Regions from separate parts of the Mus musculus genome. Here region 1 is linked to region 2. Evidence: chromatin contacts called from ENCODE Hi-C or POLR2A ChIA-PET data. All regions are on one chromosome and are shown on one strand. The core of a region is the stretch at or near the end of the contact, and the rest is flanking DNA. Distances in the headings are between cores, read along the strand shown. Region 1 has its middle 24 kb from the start of Gm30263. Region 2 holds the start of Ppp1r32 (protein phosphatase 1, regulatory subunit 32).

Region 1 (6,647 bases), core at 2,531-5,030, 140 kb after region 2:
AGTTTATACAGTGCTGGGGATCGAACCCAAGGCTGTGCAAGTGCTCTGCCAACTGAGCCGCATCCCTAGTCCCGCAGTGTGACTCTCAACACCTCTGCTTTACACAGCGACGACGCACAGGCAGAGGCAGGAGAATTGTCATGCCCTAGATCACCGGCCAGTTGGCAGTCTGTCTGCAAGTGCAGCACCTTCCTGTAGTGCCTAGGTGGCTGTACTGGCTGGTTTAGCGTCTGACGCAGCTGGAGTTATCACAGAGAAAGGAACTTCAGGTGAGGAAATGCCTCCAGGAGATCCAGCTGTAAGGCATTTTCTCAATTAGTTTGTGGGTGGGACCATCTCTGGATTGGTAATCTTGGGTTCTATAAGAAAGCAGGCTGAGCAAGCCAGGGCAAGCAAGCCAGTAAATAACATCCCTCCATGGCCTCTGCATCAGCTCCTGCTTCCTGACCTGCTTGAGTTCCAGTCCTAACTTCCTTAGGTGATGAACAGCAATGTGGAAGTGTAAGCTGAATAAACCCTTTCCTCCCCAACTTGCTTCTTGGTCATGATGTTTGTGCAGGAATACAAACCCTGACAAAGACAGGGGAACTTCCCTTCTTCCAGCCTGCTTAGAACTGCCCACTCCAGGAAGTCCTCCATCTGCCTCCCCACTCTGCCTGCAGGTTCCCCTGCTGCAGAGATCTATTGTCAATTACAAGCTCCATCCCCAGCTCCAAGAAGTCTAGAAAGAGACACCTTGTTGTTTCTGTGAGTTACTGGAGTTCAAAGTCACCAATCTTGGTAAAAGGGGAAAAAAAGTGTGTATGTGTGTGTGGGGGGGTGGGGGGGGTGGGACACAGCTGGAGGAGCTGGAAAGAGTTGGAGTGAATGTGTGCCTGCAAGCTGTGCACTCCAGATGTTGGCAGTGGTTTTATCTAGGCATGGTAGGATCAGGCAGGGATTCTGGGGTCAGGCTTGATGGAAAATAACCCCACCCCTGAGTCTCAGGTCTTGGTTCCTCATACGTAGAATTGGGTAGCAGAGTTAGCCTCTTGGGGCAGGATGCAAAGGAAAGAGACAGGCTAGTGGGACAGTTCTTCCATTCTGAACTATCATGGACAACAGCCCCTCACTCAGTGCCTGGATAAAGTCATTCTCAGGTGTGCACCCCACCCCACCCCATGGCAGGAGCTGGGGCATGTCATCACCTTGCACTCTTACTTCTGGTTCACACAGGGTGCCAGCCTTCAGGAGTATCCATCGGCAAAGCCTGGGAAACCCTTGCCCCTTCACTGTTCTGGCCCCAGATATTCCTTGCTGTCACCGACCACCTGGAGTTATTTAAACCTACAGGCAGCCACTGACATCAGCTCATCTCAACCAAAGGAATCAGGGAATTAAGATCTCAGATTCAGATCCAGCCTAGGCTCTGCCTAGGCTCCAAACTCCTGGCTGCCTCTGACACTGATGCAGTAGGATGCAGACTACTCTCTTGAGCTAGAGTCACCAAGCCCCTTTCAGGAGTGGGAGGTGATGTATCAGGTGGGCAGAGAGTGCTCTTTACGAAATAGGAAGTGAGAAGCTACACCCCTGCGGGGTCACGTCCTTCGTGAAGAGGCCTGTTTCAGTCATGGCGTTACTCCCTGCGGTGGCGTGCTCATGATGCTGATGACGTACAGGCAGCTCATGCTTTGTGGGCAGGTTTCAGGCACCACACAATGTCCTAAAATTTGACATATGTTGAGTCACCTTTCGCTCACAATGCCTTAGGAGACATGATCGTGAACTGGAGGCCTGGCTGGGTCAAAGCCCTGGGACTCTCAGAACTGGTGGTAGAATAGGGCTCCCACCCAGGCAGTCTGAATCCATTTGTTCACCCTGCACCCCTTCACCTCCAACCATGGGTCCTTCTGCCTCACCCCTGTGACCTGTTTCTCCCAGGCCTGGGATGTGCTGTCCACTGGAAGGTGATGTTGGGAAGAGGGATGTGGGCCCGGAGTGCCCTTACCAGCTCTCCAACCCCCCTTAAAGGCCCTGTGACCTCAACAAAATAAATATAAGAGTCAAAGAGACAGCTCAAGCTGCGGGGAAATGTTTTCTCAGCTGCCTCCTGCTCCTTTGCTTGCTCACCATCCAGTAAGGGATTCGGTGCATTGAGAAGTGGCCTTCAACAGCATCTCTCTGGGTGCCACAGTGGAAAGTTGTTCCTGTGAAGGTCAGAAACTAGGTTTCCATCCCAGCAAGGGGAAGAGGCGCGTGCACAGTCCCCTCATGGAAAGCTGATTATTGTAAGGGGTGACCTGGGGTCTTTGATACATGGTGGCTTTGTGACTAGTATTGTCATAGGGTGATCATTCAATCCTACCCATCCAGGAAGGACAAAAGGAACCAATAGGAGTATGGAGAGAAGGCTCGGAGGGTGAATGCACTTGCCGTTGAAACTTAGTAACACTGAGTTCAGTTCTTGAGATGTGATGACTCAAAGCTATTCCAGCAGAGATAGATGGCAGAGACAGGGGAATGAGCTGCAAGCTCATGGCCAGCTAGCCTGGAATACACAGCATAGTGGCAGGTACAAGGGTGGCCCAGCATTGAGTGGTAGAAGTTTCAGGGACCCTGGTGGTCCCAAGGCTCTGACTTGTAGATTAAGAAGACAAAGCTGTCTGGAGGGCTGACTGCCCTGGCACAGACATCTATCCACACCACCCATGCCACATGGCCGGGCGGGCATTCCACCGCTGCTTCCCCGGGGAAGATTCTGGAAAGGATTAACACCTGCTAATTTTCATGCAGAATCATCTAGCATGACTGAGGTGCTTATCAGATGTAAAATGGCCCATGTATAAGGGCTCTCGGGAGATTCATGAATGACCTGTATGTACTTAGAATACATTCATCTGAAAGAAACTAAAACTAAAACAAAAACAGAAACAACAACACAACCAACAAAGCAACAGTGGCCACATACTGTTTCCTTTTTTCTCCCAAGTAAACAGAAGGTGGAGGTATCTACTTCAGGGCTGGTATGGCAGTCCCACACGCGGGTACCTATATTAGTACTTGTTTCTTGGTCCCAAACGGCTGCTCCAGTTCCAACAAGCACGTGCACATTAAAGCACAGCAAAGAAGAAACAAGAGGTTTATACATCACAGAAGGACTATAGATATCTTAAGAGGAACTCAGGGATATGCTGGATCTGCCATCTTCATTTCAGGTGACTTTGTGTCCGGCTCAGCATCAGGAGTTCGGTGGGGAACACACTTGGAGCCAGCCGGCAGCCTCCGGCATCCCATAATCTGCCTCTGTTCCACAGGAAGGCTGGCTGTGTTTCCTGGCACTGTGCCCCCCAGCGGCCTTGAATCACTCGCTCTTTGTTCTTATGCCTTTCTTGTTCTTGGACATTCATCCCGTTCTCCAACACGCTGCCAGAAGTCCTGTAAGAGCGCGACTCTGCACGAAGCACAAAGCCTTCCCTCTGGCTTCCAAAGCCCCTTGGCCTTTGGGACCTGTCATCTGTCACAGCTCTGCTCACCTCTGCCCCACCCTCTGAGCCAGTGCCTGCCAAGAGTCCCCTCCTCAGCCCTCTGCAGGACTCCTAGCTGACCTTGAAGGCACACTACAGAAGGGTGCCTTGTATGTGTATCTTCCTCAGTCTCTAGGGAGCATCAGACTCCCTTTCTCTGGCCTCCCTTGGGCTTCCGGAGCCTTCCGTCATCTCTCTATTTATAGTTAGAGTCAGGTGGCTCTGGCCTCCACGTTGCTGGGTCTGGCTGGGAGAGCTGGTTCTGTCACCTGCCTGGGAAGCCTGGGATTTTCCAAAGCCATCCTGTGTCCCCCTCACTGTGCCAATGTCCCAGAGAGAAGCACCCACACCAGGGAGACCCTTACCACGCACACACCCTGCTGGCTGCTCCAGCCTTGTATCATGTGCGCCCCTCAGCTCATCACTTTTGAGACATAACTGGAGCACTCTGTGTAGTATTTTACCATTCTGTCACCATTCTGGTTTGCAGGCCTGGAGACCAGCACTCTCCTGCCCCTGAATGCCACAGTCTTGGTCTGTGACCTCCAGTTACCAAGCCTTTCTGAGCCTCTGCCATTTATAGCTGACTCCACTCTGATCTAACACATTGGGGTTCCCATGAGAACTGAGGCGGGTGATAATCGGCTCCCGGTCCTTGTGGATTTCATACCCTCCCTACCATTTCTCTGACCCCTGGAAACTGAAGGGAAGGATTGTTGTGCCTCTGGACCTTAACCCGAGGGCTAGCAGGCCAGCTAGCTTAGAAACCAAAGAAAGCCACTCTGGCTGAGGGTCCCGACGGCATTTGGTACCAACAGGGAGAACTGGCGCCTCCTAGTGGACAGCGAGAGAACGTCTTCCTGGCCATTCTGTGGTCCAGGCTAGAATGAATCCGAGACTGAAGTCAGGGTCCTTGTAGAGCCTCTCACTGCCAACTGGGACAAATCTCATCTCATTTAGCAAACCTCGAGTTCCTCAGTCTCCTAAGCTGAGATGATACCCCACACAGGATCACAGCAAAGCTTCCATCAGTGATTCCGAGACCAGCCTTGCACAGCGCTATTTCCTAGGTCCTCAGGGGCAGGAATTTGTTGGGAACCACAGGGCACTGGTAGTGAGGAGGTGAGAAGTCAGAGTTGTCGATGGGTGCTCTCTGGGTGCTGTTTCACTGTGACCTTGGACTCTGATGAATTAATCTCTCCCTCCAGCGCCGAGGTTTCTCAGAAGTTTTAGCTCCTATTAACATACCTGTCCCAGGAACAAGCTTACATCTGTATCCAATTAACCTCCCTGCCAACAATGATTCAATGAGTTCTTTGCCAGCGTTCACAGGGCTATCTCTGCTTTCCCTGGTCCTGAAAAGCAGAAGTATTGCATGAGCTACACCATGATGACTCTGTGGCAGGAGGGTCACAAGACACTGGCCTCTGGGGTGAACTTGGGGTCTTCTAGGAGTTGTGGCTGTTATGCTGAGCGGGCTCTAGCTGAGAGGCTGTATGGTTGGCTGTGGGTAGGGAGAAGAGACCCCCCTGTGAGTGAGTACCAGTGAATGTAAAAGGTATCTTTTGATACTTCTGGGTGGAAGGGAGCTTTCTGGAATGCATGCTGGGTATGGGAACAGTTCCTTTGTGGATTCCTTTGTGCTGGTGAGGCTGACAATGGGTGTTGCAGTTGGGGTGGGGGTGGGGGCTTCTGACTGGACCTGCTGAGACTGTCTGGGACCTCTTCGTATTAAGCTGTGCGTTCCTTTGGGATGGCTGGTCATGAGATAAGTGAGACTTGCAACTTGACCTCCCTTAGGATGGACCTCTCTTACAGTGACTCCCCGACTCATCTCTGATGTCCTAGGAAGCCCGAGGGGCCCTGGTAGAAGTGGGGTCTGAGGATCTGTAGGGGTTGCCCTCTTAGACCCATGCATTCAACAGTCCACCAGATTTTACTAAACACCTATTATGAGTGACTATAGATAAACCTATCAACAGGCAGTCTGATTGTGTAGTTGAGAGGAGACAGGATCCATAGGCTGGAAGGAGAGGCAGACTGAGCCTAGAGGAGTGGGTAGCTGGGAACAAGATCACCTTCCCTAAAGCCCCCACCCAGGAGTAAGGAAAGCAACGGGGACATCCTAGAGTCAGCAACCAGATCCCAAGCCTGACACCACCTTGGGGACAGACAGACAGAGGCAGCCCTAAGAGCTCCCAGTCCTTAGCTCCAGCCAAACTGCCTTTTTATCTTCTCTCTGCTCTCCCTCCCATGCCTGCCCTCACCAGTGCAGGTCTCCTGATTACCTGTCACCCATGAGATGTACCTCCTTGCCCTTCCTTGCCCTGCTGCCCCTTACCCTGGGTCCTACCTCCTCTCACCTTCCCTGGGGCGCTGGCCAACACCACCTCCTTTCCCATAGCTCTGCTCAAAACAGCTTTCTCTTTTGAAAGCTTCTCTCAGCCCAATTCTGTTCTGTCTTTTGGGCAGGGACCCTGGTGGGACCTCTGCCCACACCAGAGGCTCCCTGGCCCAGTGTGTTGCCATCCCTCCCTGAACAGGCTCTGTTGAAGTCGCTTCTTCTATTTTACAAAGGCCAGCAGGAGGCTGGGAGGGTTTTCATGGAGCCGCAGAGCTGCAGAGCTGCGTGCCTGCATCGGATTTGTGCTTTAGAAGTTCACTAGGGCTGGCAGAGGCGAGATGAGGGCACAGGGCTCCTATGATTGCTAGGCAGGGAGGTTGTGAGGGCAGGGGGAGGGGAGGACTTCTCTCAGTACAGCCTTTGCTTTTTCAGAGGTCTCTGAGCCTGGCTCTGCATGAGCAAGTCATGTGTCTGACTCCCTGCCTCCCAGCCCCAACCAGGAGAGTAAAAATTCAAATCCCTCAGATGAGAGTAAAAGGATCTTTGGTGCCAGGGGCAGGATTGTAAAGAATTTTTTTAAGTGCACAAAAAAAGGTCATAATGTAAAATTTAGTATCTCAGCCCCACTCCTGCCTGCTTGAGAGACAAGGCCTTGCCCTATAACCCAGGCTGGCCTTGAACGAGATATCTTCTGAAGTGCACGAGTCACAAGCCTAGACCATTGTCTTGAATTCATACTGAGTGTTTTAGGGTCTCATTAGCTCAGACTGGCTTTGTATTCACTGTGCATTTATCTAAGG
Region 2 (6,305 bases), core at 366-2,865:
ACCATGTTTCATGTATGGAGCACCCATGAGCCTCTTTGTTGGAAAGCTGGGAGCTGCTTATTGGAGGCAAGGCTGCGTGCGTTCAGTCCTCTGGCCCGGTAACAGAGTCATGACTTTGGAGGGGGAGAATTCAGTGGGCCTCAGTTTGTCCTGAAGCCCTCCTAGACCATGATAACTTCTGAATCCGGAGTAAAGTGTGCTCGTGATCCCTGGTGCTGGTGGGGCTGATGTGGGATGTAGTAGGATTTGTTTCATGTGCCTGGCCCATATATGTGCTTATATCCTAGGCAGCACAGCCCCTTTCCCTCGGTCTTCCTTTTCTTCTGGTATCCCAGAAGAGAAGCTCACATTCTTGTAATAGCTAAAGGTTGGAAATCTACAGGCTGGCTGTTAAGCCCTGCTGTGTTAAAAGTTAAATTATTTAGCTGAGCAGTGGTGGCACATGCTTTTAATCCTAGCACTTGGGAGGCAGAGGCAAGTGACTTGAGTCCAGTATGGTCTACAGAGCAAGTTACACAGCTAGGGCCACACAGAGCAACATTGTCTCAAAAAATACCAAAACAAAAACAAAACCCAGAACCAAACAACATCAACAACAAAACCAACCAACCAAACAAACAAACAAAAACTAAAACAGTATTTAAGGTTCCCATTTGGGACACTGAACTGGCTGTTTGCAAGTAGCCATGATGGTGGAATTGGCAGATACTGAGCAGAGTTCTTCTCCACCCCTGGAGATCCAACTGTCACAATGTTTACAAGACTGAAAACCAACTTGAGGCTTGCATGCTGTTAACTGAAGTCTCTGCAGAGCTGGCCGGGAGCCTTTAGACCACAGCTTGCAAGTAAGTACCAGTGTTGCCCCTTCCTTTCAGCAGGTGTTGAACCCCTATCACCAGTCCTAAGTCACATACTTGACTAAGATAAGAAGTGACAGTGTAAAGAGGAAAGACAGCTCATCAAAGCCAACAAACAGGTCTGGTTGGAGCCTCAATTTTAACCACTGCTATGGTTATTGGCCATGTACCAAGAGCCCCAAGCTCATGGGGGAATCTGGGAAATTGTAAGAGGTAATGTGTGTAAAAAGGCTTAGGACAGATTTAGCTGGAGCAGAATATAGTAAAGATTAATTTACCAAGAGGCATAAAAGTGGGATCAGGATCCACCCAAGTGGAATCGCAACTATTTTGTTTCTTTTCCTTTTGGGGGGGGGTGGTGTTTTGTTTTGTTTGTTTTTTGAGATCTCTGGCCAGTCCAGTTGCTTTGCCTGTCTAAGCCTCTTGTTCCCCAGTGAAGAGAGGATAATAATAGCTACCTGGAAGAGCCGCTAGGAGGCTGGAGATAAAAGATGTAAAGTATCCACCGTGAGAAGTGGATACTTTGTAAATGGGAGAGATTGTCCAGGATTATCTTTTATTTCACATCAGTTAGACAAGCAACTCTTCGTGGTCTTGTCCAGGCAGCGTGGGACAGAGCCATGGAGGAAGGGCCAAATTTGTGCTATGCCTGGACTTCCCTTCCTAGACAGGTCAGCCCCTCAGTGGGCCATGGTTTGAGAAGGACTTCAGAGGCTTGGGACGCTGTTGCTAGGTGCTGGTTGCTAAGCAACACTCTGTTTCTTCTAGCTTGGCCATCTCCACCTCAGGAGGGCCAGCTTCTCTTGAGCAGCTCCAGCCTCTTGTGGCCTCTGCCGACCTCAGAGCTTGCTGCAGAGGGTAGGTGAGGGTGGGGCCTACTGTGTAGGGCCCCAGGAGAGCAAAGTCAACTTCCACAGGGAGGTGGGCGGGGGGAAGGAACTGAGTAAGAGATGGGGTGGGGGCGGGGCAGGTCTGGCAGGAGAGAAAGCTCAGGCAGGCGGTCATTTGGTCATGTACTCTCTAAGAAGCACATATAGGAGGTCAGACCAGAGGACTAGGAATTGGAGACCTCTTGTTAAGATCTTCAATTCATTTCTCAGCATCGTTTCTTGGCTCTAAAGTGGGGGCATTCGAATGTTGGTAAGAGACATGCCAGTGTGAGAGTTGAAGATGGGTTCTTTGTTTGACTTGGGATGCAGTTTCCAGAAACGGGAACAGGGCCTGTGAGGATGACTCGGGCCTCTGAGGGGGTGACTGTCATTGCAGAGGTTGAAGCCTGGGGTCAGGACTCACGAGATCTCCTGGGTTTCTTTTCAGGCCCGTGGGGCCCCTGCCTCACACATCATGATGGGGAAACTCCCTCTTGGGGTTGTCTCTCCATATGTGAAGATGAGTTCGGGGGGATGCTCTGACCCTCTGAAGTTTTATGCTACCAGCTACTGTACAGCCTATGGTGAGGACTCCTCTATGGGGTGCTACCTTCAGGACCCTGTATGGGAAGAGGGACCAGGAGAGGCACACACTCTAGGTCAATCTGAGCAGAGAGTGACCTGCCACATAGAGTGGCTCCATTCCCTGAGCCCAAGGCTCACACAATCAAGCTGGCCTTGTCTGGCTGTCCCCTTCCTTGGTCCTGTCACTGAAGTATGTCTGCACATGGCTCCTGTGACCCCATGCCACTGGCTCTGTTCTCTGGCATCATAGTCCTCCACGGGCCAGGCCTACACAGCTCCCAACACCTGGGTTGTTAGGAGTTCCCCTGGCTTAGGGTTCCTTAGGCCCTGGTGGCTGCTGGCTCTGCTTGGGAAGCCACTCCTCACCCTTCTGGTGGCCTTTGGTCCTGTTTCCTTCTTGCCCCTTGGCAGGTCGGGAGGAGTTTAAGCCCCGCCTGGGAAGCCATGTAGGCACAGGCTACAAATCCAACTATCGGCCCCTGGTCTCCTACCAACCGCACCTGGACACCCTGGACAATCCTGCCATAGGGTACAGTTTCCATTACTCCTTGTCTCCCTCCTCTGCTCTGCTGGATCTTAAATATTAGAGATGTCATTGCCCCAGGCTCCAAAGCAAGGCCTGAATGGCTCTGGGCATGCTGCCCAGTTTTGGCCCCGGGGCCAAGAAGGACTCTTAAAACATTTGGGAGAAGGATGGGAGATGATGCTCCTGGGAATAAGTACTGCAGCCCTCAACCCCAGAACAAAGAAGGTGGCCCTGGGGGGCCCATCTCTTGCTTCCTCCCACCCCTTAGGCAACAAATCCGAGACACTTCCAAGTCTGTGACCAGTCAGAGCTACTCTCCCCTAGAAGTGCCCGATGGTAAACAACCCCTGCCCTGGAACCTGCACCAGACAACCTCCAGCTACGGGCGAGAAAAACTCAACCCTGGACCACATTCCAAGGAGGTCAGTGCTGGGTCCAGGCTAGACAGGAGTGAGCCCCAGGATGTGTGCAGCAAGACAGGGAGGGTGGGTTCCTCTAGCAAGCTGAAGTAGCACCTCTACCCATTGCATAGAGCTGAGAAGACATAGCCTGGAGGAGCCAAAGTGTAGGGTGAGGGGTCGCTCCCCACTGTGGTCCTGTCTTTATCCCGATATCCCCACTGCCACTCCCTCTCCCTGCAGCCGTGTCAACACCCTCACCCCTACTCCATCCTCACAGATACCAGGATCCTAGTCATACATTCAAACCCTTTGCCACTACCCTCATTGCCTCGAGGTCACTGTCACAGTCACCCCGACCTCTTCACTTCTGTCATCATTGTTACCACCATTCAAGTCACCTCCATGGTCATGAGGATAGGTAGCCATGCATCCAAGCAATGTCCTCTGAATACATTGCACATTTGGAGGGAGTGGGCTTAGGCTGTAGCTCAGTGGGTCTCACACTTGCTGAACACATTCATGAAGTTCTGAGTTCCATCCCCCAGTGCTTCATAAACCAGACACAGTGGTCTATGCCTGTAATCCCAGCGCTGGGGATAGGGAGGCAGCAAGATAACAAGTTCAAAGTTATCCTTAGCTACACATCAAGTTTAAGGCCAGCCTGGGCCACATGAGGCCATATCTCAATGTAACTAATGACGACGATGATAGCAGGAGATATGGTTAAGGGTGTTTTCTGCTTTTCCAGAGGATGTGAGTTCCTTCCTGGGTCTCCAGCTCCTGGGTATCTGATGCCCTCATCTGATCTTTGTGGCATATACAAGCTCAGACACATAAAATACTAACAAATCTCCTTTTCTCATTTTTGGTTTCTTTTTTTCTTTCTTTCTTTTTTGTTTTTGTTTGTTTGTTTGTTTGTTTATTTGAGAACAGGGTTCCTCTGTGTAATCCTGTCTGTCCACAAACTAGCTATATAGCAACGTAGACCAGGCTGGCTTCAAACTCACAGAGATCTTCCTGCTTCTGTCTCCCATGTGCTGGGATTAGAGGTGTGTGCCACCACAGCCTGGCTAATATATCTCTCTTTTTTTTTTTTTTTTTGAATCCAATTCTTTTTATTTACATATGTGTATTATCATGTGGGCTTTAAATATATCTACCATTTTCACATTATAATACCCAGAAAGGCACATGATATGTTAATTATGCATTAGCAATGGCTAACAGTTACTGGACACTGACTGACAATAATATATCTCTTAAATGTAAAATAAAATTAAAAATGTTGGAAGGGGTAAGAGCAGAGAGAAATACAGCTCGGAGGAAGTGGGGGATGAATCAGAAGCCCAAAGACTGGGAAAGAAGTTAGCATGGAAACACTAGGCAAGGTTCAAAAGAGGCCATTCCTCTAGCCACAGCTACCTAAGGGATATGTGTTCCAAGCAGTGTCTGCAACAAAGTTCAAAGGCCCTGGGGGGGGAGTTCCTGGTTGAGGGGCCCAACAAGGGTTTAAGTGCCTGCAACAGTCTGAGGACCCAAAGTCCCCATGGGCTGCTGTCAGGGTATGAGAATCACCACGAGCAGGATGTGGGGCCCCTCTGATGTCACTGTAATAGACTCACAGACTGCCTGCCATGAAGGTGCTCTGTAGCAGTGGAGGACAGAATGTGACTGGCACTCTCTCTCACGGGTTTTCACTCCTCCAGGTCAGGAAGGTCCACTTCGACACCCAGGATCACGGGCCTCAGACTATCACAGGACTGGAGCCCAAGGAGGTTCCCCTGATCCACCAGCAGCAGGGCAAGGGCTCCACGGAGTGGGAGAACTCGCACTATGTGAGTGGGTATCTGCTAGGGCGCATGGCCTCAGGCCCTGACACAATGCAGAGAGCAAGGCATTTTCTTTCTTTCTTTCTTTTTTTTCTTTTTCCAATTTTTTATTAGGTATTTTCTTCATTTACATTTCAAATGCTATCCTGAAAGTCCCCCATACCCTGCCCCTCCACCCGCTCTCCTACCTACCCACTCCCACTTCTTGGCCCTGGCGTTCCTCTTAATTGGGGCATATGAAGTTTGCAAGACCAAGGGGCCTCTCTTCCCAATGATGGCCGACTACGCCATCTTCCGCTACATATGCGGCTAGAGACACGAGCTCTGGGGGTACTGGTTAGTTCATATTGTTTCACCTATAGGGTTGCAGACCCCTACAGCTCCTTGGGTACTTTCTCTAGCTTCGAGCAAGGTATTTTCAATTTGATAGTTCTCAAACTGCATCAAAGTGTCCACCATACCCTGGCCTGGCCCGTGACCAAGCTGATATGTTTTTTTTTCGTCTGTCAGCTTATCCCCCTTCATCATGACCCCGTCACTCTTGTCTGGGTTCCTCAGGGTCACTCTCAGGAGCTCAGCATGCTGGGTGATTTGGAATGATCTTGGAGGCATTTGGAGCACTGCCACGCCTCATCGGGCATCCTAGATGTCTGTTGGGCTGCTGTGCTTGTCTTCTCCTCCCAGGCTCACTGGGTGTTCACACATCCAAAGAGCTACCACCACCATCACAGAACTGCCTTCCACCCTTGCCGACTGCATTCCCATTGTTCTGCCTTGTATGTTCCAGGGTCCACGCTTCATGACTTCTGAATACAATTCCAAGTATATCAAGGAGTCTCCAAACCACCCAGGTAGGCCCTCCCAATTCCATCTTCCTTCTCCAGCCCATAGGAGACTCCAGGGCTAGAGCTGGTACAGTTCTCAGAAGCTACCATGGGGGAAGAGGAGGACTGACAAATGGGTGGCTTGAGGGAGCTGTGTCCCTGGGCTGATTTCAGTGCTCTGTGCTGCTGTTGTAGCAGGGTCACTTGGGTCTGAGCACAGCTACTCCTGCCTGTCAGTCCCTATCCTTCCTTCTGCTTTCCTGGCCTGGCCCCTGGAGTCCATTTCTCCTGCTGGGACACTGAAGTAGTCCCATGAAGCATAGAGAGCTGTGGCTTTTGCAGATCTCTTGCTTAAGAAGACAATTGGTTCCAAAGAAGAGACTGGCTTCACGGAAGAGTCTACCAAGAATCCCA

Evidence for each region. A loop is a pair of places that touch in the nucleus more often than their neighbours do. ChIA-PET counts read pairs that join two places held with the same protein, here RNA polymerase II (POLR2A).
Region 1: a map of v-Abl transformed pro-B cells shows a loop between it and region 2 (3-fold over the local background). The contact joins the enhancer-like site here to the promoter of Ppp1r32 in region 2. A Hi-C loop is called at or near these places in 19 of 37 maps with a recorded cell type or tissue (ES-E14, T-helper 2 cell, adrenal gland and 6 more). POLR2A ChIA-PET finds 5 or more read pairs at or near these places in 2 of 5 experiments (Patski and embryonic stem cell).

Annotation. Positions count from the first base shown.
Region 1 is chr19:10,339,029-10,345,675 of GRCm38, reverse strand. No RefSeq gene overlaps it. Among named protein-coding and RNA genes, the nearest start is that of Gm30263, 24 kb to the left of the region's middle. Within about 2 kb of position 3,780, at least 1 of the 3 ENCODE cell types and tissues checked has a DNase peak (open chromatin) inside an H3K27ac peak, as active enhancers do; it is heart, where a contact is called at or near this core.
Region 2 is chr19:10,478,238-10,484,542 of GRCm38, reverse strand. It overlaps Ppp1r32 (protein phosphatase 1, regulatory subunit 32), which reads left to right and starts at 1,615. Exons shown (of 14, transcript NM_133689.2): 1 at 1,615-1,715; 2 at 2,175-2,310; 3 at 2,723-2,840; 4 at 3,106-3,259; 5 at 4,945-5,073; 6 at 5,855-5,918; 7 at 6,234-6,305. The coding sequence starts at 2,202.